Linked DNA regions of Homo sapiens: region 1 is linked to region 2. Evidence: chromatin loops called from intact Hi-C (ENCODE). Cell type or tissue: MCF 10A. All regions are shown on one strand.

Region 1 (8,000 bases), 600 kb after region 2:
CTCTGTCTCAAAAAAAAAAAAAAAAAAAAAAAAAAAGATTCATCCTTAAGTCATTTAAATAAAATGATGGAAGAATGATTTCTATGTAAGTGATTTAAAAGCACAGGCACTTGATCCAAATCCTTCTGGGATACAAAGCATCCCAAAGTACATAACACAATTTCTTGCCTTATTAAGCTACAGCTTCATTACACAATTTAACCTCTTTTAGATGACTCACAGTCATCATCTATAAAATTTAATTCAACACACATTTGAGGAACATCCACTATTTCAGCACAATACCAGGTTTGCCAGTCTATGCCCATGTCTAACAATAACGCAAGAGATTGTGGTTATGTCAAAGTGAGGTTGAAAGTCAGTGCTGGGAGTACTGGGGCAGGATGGAACTGGGATCCCAGGGAAGGCAGGTAAGCATGAGGACAAAGAGCTCAGCCCGCTGTGGGTTGCAGATCCCATCTTCCTTTGCTAACCTGCGTGACCCTGGCCAGATTGCAGAGTCTTCATTTCAGTATCACTGAGTGAAGATAACAATCATAACACCTCCTGCGTAAGGTAGTCACCAGAATTAACTGATGCAAAACAGTATTTTTAAAAATGTGAGTCATAGGAGGAATTTAATGGAACATGACAATCACTTTAAAAACAAAATGAAATAGAATAGAAAAAAAGTCAAATGGAACAGAAAATATCGGAGGGCATCACGTGTAGTAAATGTAAGTTTGTGGTGTGCGAGTACTTTCGTGGCGTGATTATAACTTATATTTTCTATCGTGGGTCACCATAGGGCAAGTTCAAAAACCATAGGTATAAAGCTTTTGGCACTCGGTGCCTAATGTGTAGCCAGTGATAAAAAGTGGTGAAATAAAAATACAGCATTTAAGTTGAGCTTTAAACAATAAACATTTTTACCAAAGAGGATGGAATGGAAAAGGTAAGAAAAACCCAATACGTGTACACACACACACACACACACACATACACACACGTGCACAAATGCAGACACATATGAGACATGGTATTACTTAGATATTGGATGGAAGAAGGTTTTTAGAATATGAAACTAGACAGGAGATGCAGCTGGATTGTGGAAATCTATCTAGGTCATATTGAGAATTTTGAATGTCTTTAGGTAAAAACTGCGAAGTCATCCAATAAATTTGCACTAGGAAATAACATGCTCAGATTCAGAATTGGAAAAAGGAATTGTGACAGGGATGTGGACAACAGACTGGGAGTTGAGCCTGGCAGTGGGAAGGCTTCTGACTTGGTTTTGATTCTCCAGGGGAGGACCTGAAGCAAGGCAATGGCATTGGGTGTGAAAGGAAGGAGATTAAGAAGACATTGCATTGGGAGGCCGAGGCAGGCCGATCACTTGAGGTCAGAAGTTTGAGAGCAGCCTGGCCAACATGGTGAAAACCCCATCTCCACTAAAACCACAGAAATTAGCCTGGTGGGGTGGCGGGTGCCTGTAATCCCAGCTACTCAGGAGGCTGAGGCAGGAGAATCGTTTGAACCTGGGAGGTGGAGGTTGCAGTGAGCCGAGATTGCGCCACTGCACTATAGCCTGGCGACAGAGTGAAACTCCGTCTCAAAACAAACAAACAACAAAAAAGACATTGCAGAGAGCTCTTGTGACATGATGTCACTTTGCTCATTTATTTCCTCTGATCATATTACCCTTTCCTGCCTCTGATTCATCAGGTAAAATTCTTCTCTTCCTGCAAGCCAGGGCTAGCTATGTGTTCCAAGCAACCATCTCTGGCCGTATGTTTGAGTGACACCCAGTCCGCGCTCCTGCACTGTGCTGTGCACATCATTGCTGTGTCCTCTGTCACATCACACAGAAGGGTGACATTGTCTAGTGTTTCCTGCCTTCCCTGGAACTTCTGGGTATGGGTTTGGAGCGTACGTCATGGTCCCTTTGTGGTTAAGACATGGACCAGAATCTTATGACAGATTCTGGCTCGTGATTTGTGCTTGGAGCGTTTACCTGCCTATGTCAGCGCCTCAGAGATTTCTTTCTCTTTGTCATGAAACCTGCCTGGGTCCTTCCTGGAGTGAAGATAGCATGGCATGTACTACCACATACTCACAATGAGCATGATCGTGAAAGAAAAATAAAACCATTGGTTGTTGTATGGTTGTTGTAAATCACTGAGGTTTCAGGCCTGTTTGTGATGCCCCCTAACTCAGCATCTCTTGATTGATGTGATTCAGAACCTGGCTCAGAGCTTGGTGTAAGAGTAGTGCTCTATGTTTATTTGTGGTAAAAATGAATAAATGATTAGGAGAGGAACTATAGGTAGCTTGAAGGCTTCTGGTCAGAAGGCAGCAGATTTTGTTAGATCGTAAGCTAAATCAGAACACAGGAAAAGAGGGAGACACAAGTATAAATGTGTTTGTGGGCACATTGAATGCGAAGTACTGGAGAGGTCTTCCTGAGTACGCAGATGGTGGTAAGCTGGAAATATAGGACTGACGGTTCTCTAAGATTGTCAGGATAGAGATAAAAAATGCGAACTCTTTAATTTCAGATGATAGTTACATTATAAGAACAGATTCAATGATCCACAGAGATAGTGAAGAATATTAAGAGATAAAGGAAGAATATTGGGAAATGCCTACATTTAAGGGTGGGAAGCAGAGGGACAAGAAGCAACAAAGAATAAAAAACATGATAATGGAAGCTAAGAGAAGGAGGATTTTAAAAGCAAATTGCTATCTAGTAGCGTCACTATATGCTACAGTGACATGAAATAGGGAGGGTACTGGGAGGGAGGAACGACGTTTTAATACAGCCAGGAGGTCCGTGTTCCGTGTGAGAGAGGAAGAATGAACACAGCGATGAGTATCATTGTAGATACAGATGAGCACGTTAGATGCTGCTTTCCAGATTCCACGTTATACCACTTTTCCACTCCTTGAGATTCCTGCACATTTCTGGTTCTCGGAAGTCCCCTTTCGCTCTCAGCCTGACTATGGCTTTATTTGATGCAGTCTGTGGCTGATTGGGAGGCAAACACACACCTGTTGCCTGGGGTGGGAAGCTGTCTGGACCTGGTGAGTTACTTTGCCTCCCAGAAGACTTGTTTAATTCTAAGTTATGGGCTACAATGTGGAGAACTTAATTGCCCAGGTCTTCTGGGTAAGAAGAGTAGTGGTGTATTCTCACTGATTAACTCAGCAACATTTATTGAGCACCTACTATGTACAGGAACTGAATAACATTATCATCTGAAGCTGGAATAACCAATGTGAATCACAGCTCAGAGATATTTTATGCCTTCTGATTTTTAGTTTTCATTAATGAGAAGTCTGTGCTTCCTAATTTTACATTTCTAAGCTCCGCAAATGAGATTAGCATTGTGAAACAGACAATGTCTATATCATAATGCTTATTTAATGTGTATATAGTAAAAGCAGTCTGTTTGTGAAAGTTTTTCAGACTGCTTTTATGTAGACGGGAGCGTTGGGGAGGAAATGAAGCTTGGCTGTTTTCTTCCTGGGACCTTAAAAGGGTTATCTCACGTCTTTGGATTTTCATTGCTTATAATAGATTGTTTGATCATTCAAACCACTATATATTAAAATTAATAGCCAGAATCCACAAATTATGTGGATGAGGCTCTGAATCAAATGACTTTTGAGATTTTGCAGTTTGAATCTCTGATTGGGGAGTTTAATATCTCATTGCACTGTTGGACCCCCGAGGGAAAGTTCATGTTCAGTCCACATCATCTTTAGACAACCTGTTTGTAGATTCATTCTCAGTTACCCTAACTTGTCATCTGGCCACATGCAAGTTTCAAATTCTAATGTCTTTTTCTAAGCTAAACTGAGAGAGCACCATGAAATAAATGCCTATCAGCAGACATTATATGTCACATATTAGAGAAAAAAGCTTGTCTATTTTAACAGGGTTCTTTCCCAAGAAGGGGAGATGAATTTGGGATCTTGAGAGAAAATGACATCAGCGAGGAGGTTAGCTGAGGGACTCTTATAAAAGGGACCAAATTACAAGGCATATTGTGTCCTGATTTATCCCCCTATGTTCTACATTTAACTATGAAATCATTTCAAAGAAAAAAAAATTCAGATTTATGAGCAAGGAAAATATCTAGAGCTCATACTGTCCTCTGGTGGTCATTCGCACACATAGCCAGAAATGCAAATGCCTTGGAAAACTTGACAGCATCTAGTTTACCGACTGAAAGTCAAATTGCAGAAACTGATGAAAACAAAACAAAACAAAAAAACACCCTCTTTCCTGTACTTTAAAGTTTCTTGATCATTTCATATTTAAAACAGAATAATGGATACTATTTACAAGTATTCACCTCTGAAGAGAAATAATTGTCTCTGAGCTTGACTCTCACTGATACTATTTGATGTAAAAAATAGGTCTCGTGCTCTTAAATGATGGTTGAGATAGATAGACAGGAAGGTGGATATGGAGAGGGAACTGTTTTTAGTTCACTTCACTTCAATTAAGATGCTCTGGGGTTCTGGGACCTCCTTGTAACACTTTCTAGGTATTATCTCCTGGAAGAACACAGGCACCTGCCCATCATATTTCTATGTCTCTAGTCTTTTTAATATGGTCAAAAGGCAACACAGAGATACCCTGATAAAAATCTCAGCTGTTATTTCCCACCTTTTTCTGGTGGGTTTGCTCTCATTACTGTCTTTTTTTTTTTTTTTTTTTTTTTTTTGAGACAGAGTCTTGCTCTGTTGCCCAGGCTGGAGTGCAGTGGTGACATTTTGGCTCACGGCAACCTCCACCTCCCAGGTTCAAGAGTTTCTCCTGCCTCAGCTCCTCCCAAGTACCTGAGATTACAGGCATGTACCACCACACCTGGCTAATTTTTGTATTTTTTGTAGAGGCGGAGTTTCATACGTTGGCCAGGCTGGTCTCAAACTCCTGGCCTCAAGTGATCCTCCTGCCTTGGCTTCCCAAAGTGCTGGGATTACAGGCGTGAGCCACCGTGCCTTGCTGGCCCTCATTACTGTCCCTTTTGAGAGTGTGTTGTTAAGATCCTGGGCAGGTCAAATCCCATTGTTCTGTGGGTGAAGAGACAGGAGAAATCCTGGGGAAATGCGTTTCTACCCCATCTAACAACACCTGTGTGACTTTGTTTTCAGGATAGGATGTTTTTTCTTCCTTTTCTATTGTATGTAATTCTTAGGCCAGGAGGACAGAGCCAAATACAGCCTGTATCATCCACAAATAGGGGCTTTCTCAGTAAGCATCAGTCACTAAGGACTCATTTCAAGTAAGCCAGGTAGGGATTTTTAGTGCAGAGATAAAGATAAGATGATTGAGAAGACAAAACGAGAGGAAGCTGCTGGTCTTTCTATACCCTGCTAGGTGCTTTCTAGCCTGTTAGAGTCAAAAGAGCAACCGTGAATCCCATAGCAAAGAGATCAATGAATGAATGAGTGAATACTAATACAGATGCAATTCAAGTTCTAGTGGAAAATGAGTATACTTTATTTCAGCAATAATTTTTGTCTCTCTTTGGTGAATACGGGACATGTCAGTGATAAGCAGAAAAGCAGAAGCCACCCTGGGCATTGAGGGCACAATGGCTCAGCTTTTTTTCAGTGTCTACGCTGCTCTCCATCTCTGGGCTTTGATAGTAGGATTCAGTAAGTGAGGATTAACAGCATATTGAAAACCACATAAGAAGCCCAGAAAAATGTTGTGGAGTCTAACTCTGACTATTTACGTTTACATATTGACTTCAAGGGCAGAGTACTGCCATGAATGCATAAGCAGTAGAGAACACACCTTGCTTTTTCAGCAACAGACGGAACTTCATGGGCCAAGCAAGCCCACACACTCTCACACACTCACTGTTGGGGTACACCAGGCCTCAGGGGCACCTGTGGACTCTGAGCTTGGGCAAACATATCACCTTGATTAAAAGATTAATCCATAAATTTGTTTGGGAATATTTTTCAGCCCTAACAAGGAAGGAGATTCCATCGCATGCTACAACATGGATGAACCTTGAGGATATCATGTCAAGTGAAACGAGCTGGTCACTAAATGACAAATGCTATATCATTCCACATGCATGAGGTCCCTAGAGGAGTCAAATCCAGAGACAGAAAGTAGAATGGTGGGTGCCATGGGCTGGTGGGAGGGAGGATAGGGAATTCGTGTTTAATGGGGACAGAGTTTCGGTTTTGTAGAGTTCTGGAGATGGATGGTGGTGATGGCTTCACAACAACGTGAAGGTATGTAATACTGATGAACTCAATAATCAAAGTGGTCAAGAGGGTAAGTTTTACGTTATGTGTATTTTACCAGAAAGGAAACAAAACCAGTGTGTATATTCACTCAACAAACGCTTAGTGAATGACTACATGTGTCAAGTTCTATGCTGGGAGCTGGAGATACAAAGATGGAAGAGACATGGCACCTGCTGCAGAAAATGTCATAATGTTTCCATGAAGACATCGTCAATTTTGGTGGGTCATTTTAATGTTTTCTTTTCTTTAAAATTTCCCTTTTTGATATGTTTTGGTGTGGTCTCAGAAGCAGTCTAACTTTATAATGATTATTCAGCAGGAATAATATGAACGATAACAAAAACCACACTTTGAAATAGTAAATAACTTTTAGTTCCTTCACAATGAACCAGGCTGACTGCTGTAACTGTAAGGGTAATAGATCTTCATTAAAGTCCCTCATTTCTAGCACAATAGGGTTTTGCCTGCTATTCTTTTCCCTGTGAGAGATGGAGGAGGGAAAGAAGGGAGGGATAGGGTGGGAGGGAAGGAAGGAGGGAGGGAAGGAGGGAGGGAGGGAGAAGGGAGGGAGGGAAGGCGTGAAGTGCTTATCATGATGAGTCCAACAGTAAAATCAATAGGTGTTGTCCACTGACTATCAATTAAGGCACAATCAAGGCCTCTGGGTTTTGATTTTGATCAGGCTGCTGGCAGTTTAGTGGGAACTCACCAAATAAACAATAATTCCAGACAATTGTCCCCCTTGTCATGATTCAGGAGCGTATTTTCAAATGAGGTGTAAATGAGGACTTTGTTTTGTATGTGGAGACAGCAGGGGCAAAACAAAACCACTGGAAAGACCCAGGTAGGTGGGAAACAAAGGAACGAAACTGTCCAGTGCGAGCACCTGCAGCTCGTCCCTGGCAGACGCTTGAAAGGCACTTGGTTATTTACCAACTTACTGTGGGATAGGGGTGGGAGCAGAATACAGTGTACTTTCGGATGATGCCGTTCAGCTTGAGAGGGGGAAGCCAGGACACAAAGACCATGGAGGCTGAGGCCGCCGCTGCCTTCACACCCGCGGGAGGACCTGGAACTGGAAGAGCCGTGTGTTTAGTCACAAGGTGGGGCCTCAACTTGGGCTTGCGGACCCACGCTTCCCAACATGACCCCACTCCGCACTTACTGTTCAGCTCTTTCAGGATGAGCGTTATGGGTTCCGCTGTGTCCCCCCAAATGCATATGTTGAAGTCCTAACCCCCAGGACCACAGAATGACACTGTAATTGGAGGTAGGGTCTTTACAGAGGTAATCAAGTTAAAATGAGTTTGTTAGGGTGGTCCCTAATCCAGTACTTCTGGTGTCCTTATAAAAAGGGCCAGTTTGGACACAGAGACAGACATGTATAGAGGGAAGATGATGTGAAGACACAGGGAGAAGAGGGCATCTATAAGCCAAGGAGAGAAGCCCAGGACAGATGCTTGTCTCAAAGCTCTTAAAGAGAACCAGCCCTGCAGACACCTTGATTTTGGACTTCTGGCCTCCAGAACTCAGAGACAGCAAATAAATTCCTAATGTTGGAGTCTGTGGTCCTTTGTAGCTCTAGGACCTAATACAGTCAGTTCTAGTCCCTCTTGTCCTGGGGAGTCTTCCCAACCCATTTCAGCCCCTGGCAACTTCCTGCCTCTGGATAACTGGAGAATTAACTTCTGGATCAGTCTCATTTCTGCTGCAGTTTTTGGCTTTGAATGTACTGGGGA
Region 2 (8,000 bases):
CTTATGCTGCCTGACCTGGTTAGATGTACATGGAGGTATCTCCCGAATCATACAAAATTAAATGTGAAGACCGTTTATGCATACCTTCATGTGCCTGACAGTCTTGGCTTTTGAAGATTTTTTTTTCTTTTTTGCTCTGCATAGCTAGACCATCTTATTAATAATACTCTGAAAAAAATGATTTCAAGGCATGGAAGTTCTCTGTGATACAACAATAGTATTTCTTCAAATGCGCCTTATGCTACTTATCTCAGAAACAGGTTTTAAAATGAAGTGCTTTCCAGAGAACCATCATATAAATAAAGATTAATAGAAAAATATCTTGTCCCAAGGAGCATCATTTCATTATTTATAGTCTCTGCTTGCATATGCCTGAACTCCGTCTGTCTGTTGCCAAGTCTAAATCTTCAGCAGCACTTTTCTGTCTGCGTTGGGATCGATGTCTTTTATTGCACTGATTATTTGGTCCATGTTTTCAATTGCATTGATTGTCTCATTACGTCGTATTTTTTTTTTTATTACACACACGTTGTGCGTATCATCTTTGAAGCCTTATCTAACTGTAACTTTATCATCCACTTGTGTGGGGATGATGGTAAGGAGGGATGATGGTAAGGACAGAAATCTGCAACCCAGTGCCCTTCACACGTTTCTGAGCTGAAGGGAGTGGCTGCTTCTGTTTCTCCTGCTGTTGATTGATTTGTAGCCATGGCTGTGGAGACGGGTCCTGTAATTTTTCTTCCTGATGGCCAGGAGTGTGTGTTCACCTACAGCTGATCCAGCTCCAATGACTTGTACACCAGGTAAGTTTGATAGCATTTCTCTGCTCACCTGCCTGCCTCAGTTTACTGTAGATATTTTTTCTTCCTTGTAAGATTTTGATATTCCCCCTGCTACCTCCCTGCCTATGTGTGATTCCTTGTGTTTTTGCAGCAAATGTTGCTCCTGTATTGTCAGAGGGGCTCATCTCCTTGCTGTGCTCTTTTCCTATTTCATGTTAATTATGGCAATTCAACTTGGAGTGGCATAAACTTTCCCCTCTGGAGTCTGCCTCCTAATTTTGCAGCAGAGTCTGTTGGTGTTATTTCAGAGTGTATTCTGCAGTTGCAGAAGTCTCGTGGCTGTCATGAACTCTGGGAAACGGCTCTTTTCTTGTTACCCTAGTAACAAAAAAAGGCATTTTGAATAGAATTAGGTTATTTTGTTTCCAATCATTGAAGTAGTCTGTGTTAAAAACATTTCTCCCTTTGCTTAAGGTAAAAGACCACAGTAAAATGGAAATTCATATAATTGAAAATTAATTTCTACTTTTAATTTCATTGCACTAAATTATGTCCTATCTAAAAAGCTTGCATAATTTTTACAACAACCCCCTACACAAATAGGCCTTAACTTTCTTCTTCTTGCTCAGGGCTGACTTTTCTCTCTTTCATGGCAGAGTAGGATGGAGATAGATTTAGTTAGGTGCCAATTTTCCTCCTATTTCTCTCTCTCTCTCTCTCTTTTTTTTTTTTGAAACAGAGTCTTGCTCTATCGCCCAGGCTGGAGTTCAGTGGCAGGATCTCAGCTCACTGCAACCTCCGCCTCCCAGGTTCAAGCAATTCTCCTGCCTCAGCCTCCTGAGTAGCTGTGATTACAGGCACGTGCCACTACGCCCAGCTAATTTTTGTATTTTTAGTAGAGACAGGGTTTCACCATATTGGCCAGGCTGGTCTGGAACTCCTGTCCTCAAGAGATCTGCCCACCTTGCTATTTCTCATATTTTAAAAAGAAAATAAATATCTATGCTGACAATAAGCAAAGATAAAAACCCAGACCACTTATTTAAATTGAATTAATTTTTTCTTATATTGTTTTCCTGTAGTCAGAAACATTAACATCTTAGAAGGGTATTTGTATTTGCTCCTGTTTCATTTTATTTAAAGTATCACTGAAATGCAAAAATCACTTAGATCAATAGTACCCTATGGATGGTATCAGTTCTCTTCTAGTTTTGGCTTCAGCTGTCCCTTCAGCCTTCCATGGTTAGCAATCCAGTGGCACAGTGAGGAGAATCCCAGATATGGACTGTATGGTATCAAAATACGATTAAAAAATCTGAATGCTTTTCAATATAGGAAGCTTCTAGAAACTAAGCAGCATTGTGAATCTGTAAAAAAGAATAACTCACAAGGAAACCCCAAGTGAATAAGGAAAATCATTTTGAAGAAAAACCAAAAGAGACCAGAGAAATGGAATAATTGCATGATGATCTGAAGTGAATCGAAGTTCAAAGAGCTTGGTTTAATAGTATAAAGGAGGCCTGAACACGCAAAGGAACTGTTTCTTTTCTTTCCTTTTTTTTTTTTTTAATTAGAAAAGCAACTACACAAAAATTTGAGTGTATTTTTTTTCCAGCCACTGAACAATACACTCTCCTTTCCCCACTCTCCTCTCCTGGGCTCCCTCTCGTTTCTTTGGACTGAAATCTTCCTTTGTGGTTGTCTTTGAGTTCTTAGTTTTCTCAATGAAATGTGAAAGGTATAGGAAGAGAATGAACTGTATTGCCTGCAAAGATTCTTTGGAAATATTTACAGATTTTTTTTCTTTTTTTTTTTTTGGAGACAGTGTCTCGCTCTGTCGCCAGGGTGGAGCGCAGTGGCACTCTCACTGCAAGCTCTGTCTCCCAGGTTCAAGTGATTCTCCTGCCTCAGCTGCCGGAGTATCTGGGACTATAGGCCTGCACTACCATGTTTGGCTAATTTTTGTATTTTTAATAGAGATGGGGTTTCACCGTGTTGGACAGGCTGGTCTCGAACTCTGACCTCAGGCAATCTGCCCACTGCAGCCTCCCAAAATACTGGGATTACAGGCGTGAGCCACCATGCCCAGCCTACAAATGTTTTCTTTCAAAACTCATTTACCCGGGCCAGGTGTGGTGACTTATGCCTGTAATCCCAGCACTTTGGAAGGCCGAGGTGGGTGGATTGCCTGAGCCCAGGAGTTCAAGACCAACCTGGGCAACATAGCAAGACCCCATCCCTACAAAAAATACAAAAATCAGCCAGGCATGGTTGCGTGTGCTTGTAGTTCCAGCTACTCGGGAGGCCAAAGTGGGAGGATTGCTTGAGCCAGCACTCTAGCCCAGCCCATTGATCACGCTACTGCTCTCCAGCCCGAGTGACAGAGCAAGACCCTTTCTCAAAAACAAAACAAAACAAAACAAAAAAACCGCACCTCATTTAACTGTTAACACCTGTGCAAGCACGGCAAGTAGGTGTGAAGGGCCTGGTACATTGTAATAACAGAGAATGGCCATTAGGTGGCGATAAAAGACAAGCTTCTTGCTATGGTGTCGCTGCCCCCGAGGTCCCCTGGCTGTGAACCCGAGTCAGGGTACTGCTAGTTGACATTAGAAGGTGGGAAGAGGTATTTGTCAACCAGATGGAGGAAAATAGACAAAAACTCTACTTATAATTAATTTGTGAATTAATTAGTGTATCATTTATAAAGCTTTTATCCAAGATAACTTTATTTTGGGCCAAATGTGCATTTATTGTTTGAATGCACATCCTTGCATTATACAAAAGGAGCCTAAATTCAGTCAACAACTGATTGCATGTTGACAATTTTGATAAAGATACGGGGTCTTTTAGCCTCTAATGGGGTTCTATCTTATCAAATAAGTAAAAACAGAACTCTGATTATTGAAGGGGTTGATTATCCTTTTCTTTCGCAAGACTTTTAGTTCGAATAGAACATATGTCCAAATATTTGGAAATATATTCACGATCCTAACAAAGGCATTCCTTTCACAGTTGTCTAGGTTACTTGGCTTTTTCACTACTTTGTTTTGGAAGGACTTTCTTGGAAGTAGTAAAACTGAGTTGGGAAATCTTTAAAATGTATCAGTGCATCTGGCTGTTTTCCAAATCAGAAGTCAGGAGATTGTTCAATGATGCGGAAATGTACTCAGGTGTGGAAGATTCCAGTTGGGGAGGGGCTCAGGTGGACAGGTGTGAGTAGCATAGAGGGGGCGTGGAGTGGGGGCTTAACCTGGGGGGCTCCTGGTTCCAGTCCGGCATTCTGTAGATTTAGCACCCGGATCTTGTCAGGGGAGGTGAGAGAAACCTCCGAGGCAGACTCCCATGAATCAAGCTCACAGTCTAGGCTTACAATCAGGGTGTGGGCTTTCCTATTATTTTTATTCACTAACACTAACGGAGTGCCTGCTATGAGCCGGGCTCTGTATTAAAGGCTTCGTGTGTTGCCACAGTAACCCGATGAGGTGGATACCATCTTTATCTGGCAAGGAGGAAACTGAGGCACCGGGTTTCAATTCAGTACTTCGGCAATGGCTGAACCGAAGCTGAGATATACCTGTGTCCCACTCCAAAGCCACGAACAGCCTTCCCAACAAGCCCTTTCCTCTCGGTCCTGGACCACAGTACGGTTCCTCTACGGTGCCTGGCTGGCCGTGGGCAGTGTGCGCCTTGGCCCCAGAGCGCCTCCTCCGCCTGGCTTTGGTCCTCGCATTCTGTCTTCAGACTCGATGCCGTTCGGGCCCTGGTGCAAGGTGCCTTGCCCTTCTCACTTACTATCCACCTATTTTGTTTTCTTAGTTGCACCATCAGAGGTCTATTCCATTACCTTCATCTTCCAGTTCTTTGGGCCGCTAGCTGTGGCCGCCACCACCAGCGCCAGTTACAGAGGGAACTGGGTCACTGTCCACCCACAGGGTTCTAGAAATTGGTCAGTGGCCTCAGATCCGAAGTTTCAGGTTGCAGAGAGAAAATACTAAAACTGCCACCTGCCTTTTCCAGCCTGGTTGTCCTTGGATATATCTTGCCCACTGATGCGGAAGGACACACACACACCAATAACTCATTTGGTTCTGAGCTATCAACTGCCACGCAGTGATGTGCCAGAGTTGCAACCAGCCCCACATGGTATTTTTAGCTGAGAGAACAACTCCTTCTAGTTGAGGATGGTTTAATGAGTGCGTCTTAATCCCATGACATGAATTTTAGTTCGTTTTGTAGCAGGTCAGGTTTCTCTGTAGTCCCTGCTTTTTAAAAAATTATTTTTAATTTTAAATTAAAAATTTTGTGGGTACATAGGTGTATATATTTATGGGTTATATGAGATATTTTGGTACAAGCATGCATTTTGTTTTTTTGGGAAAGTTTTTATTTCTCCTTCATGTTTGAAGGATATTTCCACTGCATGTACTATTCTGGGGTAAGTATTTTCCCTTCAGCACTTCAAATATGCCATGTCACTTTCTCCTGGCTTGTAAGGTTTCTACTGAAAAGTCTGTTGGAGGTCCATTGTACGTTATTTGTTTCTTTTATCTTGCTGCTTTTAAGATCTTTTCTTTATCCTTGACCTTTGGGAATTTGACTATAAATGCCTCGAGGTAGTCTTCTTTGGGTTAAATCTGCTTAGTGTTCTATAACTGCCTTGTACTTGGATATTGATACCTTTCTCTAGGTATGGGAAACTCTGTTACCTTCCCTTTGAATAAACTTTCTGTCCCTACCTTTTTCTCTACCTCCTCTTTAAGGCTAATAACTATTAGGTTTACCCCTTTAGGCTACTTTCTAGATCCTGTAGGATTGCTTCATTGTTCTTTATTCTTTTTTCTTCTCTGTGTATTTTCTTATTTTTGATGCACTTTTTGTTTCAATAATTTTTGGGGTACAGGTAGTTTTTGTTTACATAGATACGTTCTTTAGTGGTGATTTGTGAGATTCTAGTGCACCTGTCACCCAAGCAGTGTACCTAATATGTAGGCTTTTATCCCTCAACCCCCTCCCAAACATCCCCTCAATCCCTTAAATTTCATTATATCATTGTTATGCCTTTGTGTCCTCACAGCTTAGTGCTCCCTTATAAGTGAGAACACATGATATTTGGTTTTTGATTCCCGAGTTACTTCACTTAGAATAATGGCCTCCAGCTCCATCTAAGTTTGCTGCAAATGACATTATTTCATTCCTTTTTATGGATGAGTAGTGTTCCGTGGTTGTATATATACCACATTTTCTTTATCCACTTGTTGGTTGATGGGCACTTAGGTTAGTTCTATATCTTTGCAATTGTGAATTGTGCTGCTATAAACATGCATGCGCATGTGTCCATTTCATACAATAAGTTCTTTTCCTTTGGGTAGATACCCAGTAGTGGGATTGCTGGGTCAAATGGTAGTTCTATGTATGTAGTCTGGAGATTCTTTTAAGAATCTCCATTCAGTTTTCCATAGTGATTGCACTATTTTACATTCCTACTGGTGGTGTAAAAGTGTTCACCATATCTATACCAACATCTATTGTTTTTTGACTTTTTCATTATGGCCATTCTTGCAGCAGTAATGTAGCATCTCATTGTGGTTTTAACTTGCATTTCCCTGCATTCGTGATGTTGAGCATTTTTTTTGTATGTTTGTTGGCTGTTTGTCTTCTTTTGAGAAATGTCTATTCATGTCCTTTCCCACTTTTTGATGGGTTATTTGTTCTTTTCTTGATGATTTGTTTGAGTTCCTTCACCAGTTATACTAGGTATGGCCATTTTACATAATCCCATATTTCTTGGAGATTTTGTTCATTTATTTTGATTCTGATTGGGTTAATTCAAAAGCCTTGTCTTCAGGCTCTGAAATTCTTTCTTCTACTTGTTCTAGTCTATTCTTAAAACTTTTCACTGCATTTTGTATTTCCCTAAGTGTGTCTTTAATTTCCAGGAGTTCTAATTGGTTTTTCTTTATGATACCCATCTTTCTGGAAAATTTTTCATTCATATCCTGAATTTTAAAAAATTCCTTTATTTTGTTTTTCACCTTTCTCTGGTATCTCCTTGAGTAGCTTAATAATCAATCTTCTGAATTCTGTGTCTGCTATTTCAAGGATTTTAGATTGGTTTGAATTCATTGCTAGGGAGCTAGTGTGATCTTTTGGGGTGTTATTGAACCCTATTCTGTCATATTACCAGAATTAATTCTCTGGTTCTTTCTCATTTGGGTAGACTATTTTTTCAAATTGTTCTTGAATGTATTTGACTGTATTTTTTTCTTTAATTTCTTTTTTTTTTTCTCTTAAGGGTCTGACTTCAATGTTTATAGTTTATTATAGCCTAATTTGATTCTTGGTGATTTTAGGGGGGAAGACTCCGTATGAGTTCCTTAGTTATAGAGAGTCTTTGTGTGCTGGCTTTCCCAGATGTTGGCTGTAGTATTTATGTACTTGGTGTATGGGCAAGTTCACTGTCTCCTACATGGTTGGAATAGCAAGGATCTCTTGAAGCTTATCTCATTCTCCCATTGTGAACAGTTTTTAAATGTATTTGATTTTTCCCCAGCATTTTATTTACTGAGTTGATGATTTAGGCTTCAGGCCAGTAGAGGAGGTAACCCTGGGTAGACACCAGTTGTAGCTAAAACAGGTAGGTAGCTGTAATACCCAGTGGTGGGCGCAGGTTCCAGCCTTGATGAAGGTGTCTGAGGGAGCTCTCAATTAGATGTCTAAGGTTTTATCAGGGTAAAGGGTGGGAGCTACCTCAGCTCCCCTGCCAGGCCAGCAGGAAAACTACTTACCTCCCAGCTTCACTCCTGTCCCAGTGTTCTGGCTATTCAGATCAGACAAGCACTTCTTTTCATCTGTAGGAATGTTGATGTTCCAAGTAGAGAGGGGTTGTGACTCTGCCTCCCACGCAAGCCTAAATCTGAGGAGTGCTCCTCCTGTGGGGATGCTATCACCCTGAATTGTACCAGAAGGCTGACCATAGGTGCATCCATGCTGCATACCCATGAGAGAAGCACCAGCTGTGTCTGCAATGGTGTACCAGAGAAGAACAAGAACCCCTTTTCCAAGACCCTTCATGTACAGACAGGCTGCCTGCCTACTGGGGCAGACTTTCCCTACTGTCCCTAGCAATGCAATTGTATCTCTGAAACTTCCCATTAGTGGATAGATCTGGGACTCAAGACCTGCTGTTTAGATTCTTTCATCTGGGTATTCTTCCCT

The links. A loop is a pair of places that touch in the nucleus more often than their neighbours do. Peaks named below come from ENCODE experiments on the same cell type or tissue, not always from the same donor. Only the 100,000 strongest peaks of a DNase experiment are listed, where the experiment ranks them.
Region 1: it touches region 2 in a loop (31-fold over the local background); 8 of 110 quality-filtered maps call a loop at or near these places.

The regions. Positions count from the first base shown.
Region 1 is chr21:40,116,993-40,124,992 of GRCh38, forward strand. DSCAM (DS cell adhesion molecule) reads right to left here. Exons shown (of 33, transcript NM_001389.5): 20 at 7,203-7,336. Among named protein-coding and RNA genes, the nearest start is that of MIR4760, 91 kb to the right of the region's middle. In MCF 10A, a CTCF peak has its summit at 4,155 (motif pointing left); no DNase peak of the experiment used is centred here.
Region 2 is chr21:39,515,187-39,523,186 of GRCh38, forward strand. GET1-SH3BGR (GET1-SH3BGR readthrough) reads left to right here. Exons shown (of 14, transcript NR_146618.2): 14 at 1-318. SH3BGR (SH3 domain binding glutamate rich protein) reads left to right here. Exons shown (of 7, transcript NM_007341.3): 7 at 1-318. Among named protein-coding and RNA genes, the nearest start is that of SH3BGR, 67 kb to the left of the region's middle. In MCF 10A, a CTCF peak has its summit at 3,315 (motif pointing right); a DNase peak (open chromatin) is centred at 3,325.